Regions from separate parts of the Homo sapiens genome. Here region 1 is linked to region 2. The links are chromatin loops, found by intact Hi-C in ENCODE. Cell type or tissue: heart left ventricle. All regions are shown on one strand. Links, peaks and the distances in the headings refer to the core of each region. The heading gives the core; the rest is flanking DNA.

Evidence for each region. Hi-C counts contacts between places; a loop is a spot of excess contacts. Peaks named below come from ENCODE experiments on the same cell type or tissue, not always from the same donor. Only the 100,000 strongest peaks of a DNase experiment are listed, where the experiment ranks them.
Region 1: it touches region 2 in a loop (2.0-fold over the local background); 22 of 110 quality-filtered maps call a loop at or near these places.

The regions. Positions count from the first base shown.
Region 1 is chr17:79,969,594-79,972,398 of GRCh38, reverse strand. The region is part of intron 3 of TBC1D16 (TBC1 domain family member 16); the gene reads left to right. Among named protein-coding and RNA genes, the nearest start is that of LINC01979, 44 kb to the right of the region's middle. In heart left ventricle, for the core only: a CTCF peak has its summit at 1,465 (motif pointing right); no DNase peak of the experiment used is centred there.
Region 2 is chr17:79,807,398-79,810,202 of GRCh38, reverse strand. It overlaps LOC124904071 (a long non-coding RNA gene), which reads right to left and starts at 1,606. Exons shown (of 2, transcript XR_007065928.1): 1 at 1,217-1,606. RefSeq lists a silencer at 52-131 and an enhancer at 941-1,070. In heart left ventricle, for the core only: a CTCF peak has its summit at 1,353; no DNase peak of the experiment used is centred there; H3K27me3 peaks cover 2,500 bases.

The DNA.
Region 1 (2,805 bases), core at 289-2,788, 160 kb before region 2:
TCGAGACCAGCGTGGCCAACATGGTGAAACCCTGTCTCTACTAAAAATACAAAAATTAGCCAGGTGTGGTAGTACACGCCTGTGATCCCAGCTACTCAGGAGGCTGAAGCAGGAGAATCGCTTGAATCCGGGAGGCGGAGGTTGCAGTGAGCCAAGATTGAGCCACTGCACTCCAGCCTGGGTGACAAAGCAAGACTCCCTCTCAGGGGGAAGAAAAAAAAAGAATTTCCTTCCTTTTTATAGCTAAATAACCTGCCATTGCATGCAGGGACAACACTTTCTTTCTCCATTCACCCATCGATGGACACTGGGCTGCTTCAGCCTCTGGCCATCATGAATGATGCTGCTGTGAACACGGGGTACACATACCTGTTCGAGTCCCTGCTTTCAGTTCTTTTGAGCGACCCTTTTTAAAAATCAATGCCAGGGCCGTTTTCAGAGCACTCCGACCTGTCCTCCGCAGACCTTCCTTGTCCCTGCACCCACTCAGGCTCTTTCTTCCCCACAAAGACCCCCACAGCCAGCCCCCATGCCACCTGCTCCGAGAGGAAGCCTTCCAGAGCCCCCATCCCTACCCCGTGGGATGCTCCTGTCTGACACCTCCCAGCAGCTCACAGTCCAAGTGGTGTCCAAATTATCCACATCCTCAGCTCACCTCCTATGAGGTCCATGTCTCCTGGTGGGTCGGGCACCAGCTTCCTCAGGTCTTCCTTGAGAGAAGTTGACTGTTGTAGAGAAGAGTGATTGACTCTACTTTTATGAGTCAAGTTGAAGAATACGTTAAAGACTCTTCTTTTCTAATTGCCCCTGAGCCATTATTCCAAAATGGTGTCTACCAGCAACATGGGAAGATACCTTCAAGTGTGTGTAAACCTGCAGAACGAACTTTGGAAGAAGAGTCACTCAACTGCTGACCAGGATGACCTGGGGGACAGGGCTTCCAGACCAGGATGACCTGGGGGACAGGCTTCCAATGCCGATTCTGCACACTTCAGTCTTTTTAAAATTTTTAACCACAACGTGAATTTATTTACCACTTGCAAATGTTAAGCAACTTAAAAAATACTGGGAGTGTGGGCCGGGTGCGGTGCCTCACACCTGTAATGCCAGCACTTTGGGAGGCCGAAGTGGGTGGATCACCTGAGGCCAGGAGTTTGAGACCAGCCTGGCCAACATGGTGAAACCCCATCTCTACTAAAAATACACAAATTAGCCGGGCTTGGTGGTGCACGCCTGTAATCCCAGCTACTCAGGAGGCTGAGGCAGGAGAATGCCTTGAACCCGAGAGGTGGAGGTTGCAGTGAGCCGAGATAGCGCCACTGCACTCCAGCCTGGGCAATGGAGACAGACTCCATCTCAAAAAAAAATAAAAAATAAAAATACAGGGAGTGTATATTAATGTAAAATTATTTACAATATGAGATCACTTCCATTCCCACACTGGGAGGAACGTAAAACTCAACAATGCAAGAGCAAACTGCATCTCTGTTTCCAGAGGGTGGCGCTGTTTTTGCACCGGGCTGACTCTCCGTTTCCAGGGTGGCGCTGTTTTTGCACTGGGACTCGTACAAGGACTGGTGCTTTCTCTGATGTGCTTAGCTTATTTCAGGCATGCATTTCCCCTGGGCTCTCTGCTAGCTCTTCACCTTTCTGCAGGCTTCACTGAGGACCCCCAGGTCCACCTCTCTAGAGTGGCCGTGCCCAGCCCCTCCACCTCCCACCCTGTGCTCATTCCCTTAGAGCACCCCATGACCCGTTTACCGTTTGCTGCCTGACTTCCCACCACAATGAAGCTCTACACAGGTGGCAACCTTGTCTCGTTGTCTGCAGGTTGAGAGGGTGGGGGACACCCAGAACTTTTTATTGCAGAACAAATATTTTCTGAGGCCATGCTTTGTACAAGACCCTTTGGTGGGAGATGTACAAGATAAATCAGACGGGAGAGAGCGGGTGCATAGTGACCTTTTATTCACATAGCATAAAAGTCACCCTTTTAAAGTGTACAATGCAGTGGCAGTTAGTACATTCATGAAGCTGTGTAATCACAACCTGATTCCAGAACATTTTCATCCCCCCAAAAAGAAACCTCATACTCTAGCAGTCACAGCCCAGCCCTTCCTTCCCCAGCCCTGGCAGCCACTAACCTGCTGTCTGTCTCTATGGATTTACCTATTCTGGATATTTCATATAAATGAAATCATAGAACACGTGGCCTTTTGTGACTGGCTTCTTTCGCTTAGCATCGTGTTTTCAGGATTCATCCGTGTTGTAACAGGCCGGTACTTCATTCCTATTTATAGCTGAACAGTATTCCATTGTATGGATGCCACGATTTCCTTATCTGGTCATCAGTTGATGGGCATTTTTCTCTTTTTGGATATGATGAATAATGCTACTATGAACATGTGTGTACATGTTTTTATATAGACATCTATTTTCTTTTCTTTTCTTTTCTTTGAGATGGAGTCTCGTTCTGTTGCCTAGGCTGCAGTGCAATGGCGTGATCTCGGCTCACTGCAACCTCCGCCTCCCGGGTTCAAGCGATTCTCCTGCCTCGGCCTCCCAAGTAGCTGGGATTACAGGCATGCACCACCACACCTGGCTAATTTTTGTATTTTTAGTAGAGATGGGGTTTCACCATATTGGGCAGGCTGGTCTCGAACTCCTGACCTCAAGTGATCCACCTGCCTTGGCCTCCCAAAGTGCTGGGATTACAGGCATGAGCCACCGTGCCCGGCCCTATTTTCTATTATCTAGGATATCTACCTACGAGTGGAATTACTTGGTCAAATGTTAACACTGTGT
Region 2 (2,805 bases), core at 305-2,804:
CCTTGTTCTCCGCTCGCCCGGCCGCGGCCCCGGCGATCGATGAGCGCGCCGCCGAGCGGGCTGCGGCGCGCGGGCCCCGGGAGCCGGCGGGGAGGGGGCCGCGGCGGCCGTTCAGCCCGGGCCAGATGTGGCCGGCGCAATGGCTGCCCGGCCAGCTGCAGCGCTCGGAAGGTGCCACTCGCCGCCGCCGCGCTCCCCATCCTTTCCCTCTCCCCCTGCCCCCCCATTTGGAGGTGCAAATGCAGATGAACCGGGATTGAAATCTAATTGCTTTTGTTTAAAAAAATGTGAGCCAGTCCGTGTTGAGTTTGAGCAGACGCCTGGGATCCCGGCAAACCAAGCAGAACGCCTGGGGGAGAGAAGGGGAAAAGCCCTAGGGTCTGGGCGGGGGGCGGGGGCCGGGGGGAGGCGCCGGTAGAGTGCTGCGTGGAGCCTCAGCGCCAGGAGGCCGGGAACAGTGGCCACGAGGACCCACTGGCTCTGTGCCCTGGAGGCGCGGGCGGCCTGGAGCCAGCCAGGTGGTGGAAGGGAGAGGTGAGAGGTGTCGCTGTCACACCTTTCTTCTCTGTCGCTGTGCCAGCCCTGCTCCTGACGGCAGGCTGCAAGAGGCTGGGGGGATAGGGGACAGGCCCCCCAGCTCGGAAGATTGAAGCCATCAGGGCCGGATCTGGGCAAGGAAGGAGTCATCTCAGGGATTCTCTGCCAGAGGGGCGGTGGGTCCTGGGTGAAGCCTCCTGAGATCCTGGTCTCCTTGGTCAGATTGACGCCTGCCTGTGCTGGTGACCTCAGTGTCCGTCTCGAACAGGACGCCCCACTTGCTTTCCCTCTCCCCACTTCTGGCTGGTCTGTTTGCCCACGGAAGAGGAGTCTGAGCTGCCCCTGCAAGGGTCTGGACGGTGAAAGTGGCCCCAGGATGTCCAGGGAGTGTGGAGGGGCCTCTCTGGCTAGGACACGTGGTGCACTGACCCAGTTCTCTCACGCAGCCTGGTGGCAAGGCGACTTGGTGCAGGTGTATGCTGTTGTAGACCTAGTGGTAGCCCGCCTAGCACCCCCACCAGGTGCACAGTGAGGCCTTTACCTCCCACGGGTGGCAGAAGGCAGGAGAGACCCCCGACACCCACAGGCCCCAAGGCCTCACCGGTGGATGGCACGGAAGAAGCTTATGCACCTGGAGCAGTGGCCCCTAATATGGAGAGGACTGTCCCTCAGCACATACCCATCGCCCCTCAGGTGTCCTTCTCCGCGCAGTTTAGACTGTGATTGTGTCAACCTTGCCTCGGCTCGCCAGTGCCTGGAGATGCTGACAAGAGAGCCTCTTTCTCCAAGGAGGCCATTTCCAGTAGCATGATGCCACCTATAGAATGTACCTGGAATTAGTCTGAGCTGCAGCCTTGCTGCCAGCAGTGTGGGGCTGGAGGGAGGAGCACACCTTAGATTGTTCCTCGCCAGAGTTGAGCCTGGAATGGTAGCCTAGTCACACAGGCCTTCCCCTGGAGTCCTCCTCTTGCCACCCTGTGTCTCCTAGTAGGTATTTGGTAGCTCTGGGCCTGGCATCATTGGGAAAATGGTGGCCAGTACCCGGTGTATCTGGGACAGGAATCTGCCACTCCTACTAGGAGTCCCTAGCTTCTTGGGCAGGCACAAACTCCAGGGTTCTGTGTACTGCCCTGGGCATGTGCATCAGTGGTCAGCACTCAACAGTCAACAAGTATTTCCAAAAGGTTCAGGAAAACCCTCATATGCCTACACGAATGATCTCGAGGTGTCGAACATGGAGACCAGACTGGCGGCCCCAAGGCTGCCTGCTCCGAATGCTGGTTTTGCAGGGAGAAAGAGAGAGACTTGTCCAAGGTAACCCAGTTAGCCAGGGGCAGAGCAAGCCTGGATTTCATTCCCAATCCACTGTTTTATGCATTATGCAGGTGCATCTCAGCAGCAGCCCAGGCATGGGCTTCTGTGTCAATGTGGCTTGTCAATCCTGGAACCCAGGAGCCCTAGCATGGGGACTTGAAACTGACTACCATTGATCTCAGCCAGTCCTACTCCCTGAGCAGCTGGACAGAGGCTGGAAAAGCCAGTGGGTCTCTGGTCTCAGGCTGCTAAGCTCCTGGTCCCGCCAAAGGCTGGGATTGGCCATAGCCAGTGACATTGCCACAGGCTGCTCTTCATGCCAAGCTCCAAACCCTAGCGCAGCACAGCCATGCCCGGCTCCCCTAGGTGCCTGGTTCCACACCAGCAAGAGCTACCCTGAAGCTTCCCCTTAGGCTCCTCAACTCTTGGGTGACAGATTTAGGTTGAGCTCTGTCCTGTGACTTAACTTGGTCATTAACAAGTTACTTAACCCTCTGAGCCTGTGTCTTCATCTTTAAATGGAGCCTCCCTCTAAGGGTTGTGATGAGGAATAGAAGCAGAGTCCCGTAAACCTCCAGCACAAAGCCTGGCTCAGAGCAGCCCTCACTCAGCGGATGGTGGCTACATCTGTCCACTCCCAGCACTCTGGTACACCCTCTTGTGCCAGGCTAGATACCAATGGGATACAAACACCATAACACATCATGTCCATTTGAGCCACTGTAGAAACAGGTATTCCCAGCACTCCCTCGCAGATGCCGTGATGAGTGGTTGGTGGGTATCAGATCCAACCCCCTTCCTGCCCTTGCACACTTTCTTCCAGTCCTGCCTAGCTCCACCCTCTGCCCTGCCCTGCCCCCTGTGACAATCCAGGGCCCTGCAACCCTTCACACACCACTTCCCAGGGCATCCTTGGAACTGCCATGTAGACAGCCCCAGAAACTTTCCTTCCAG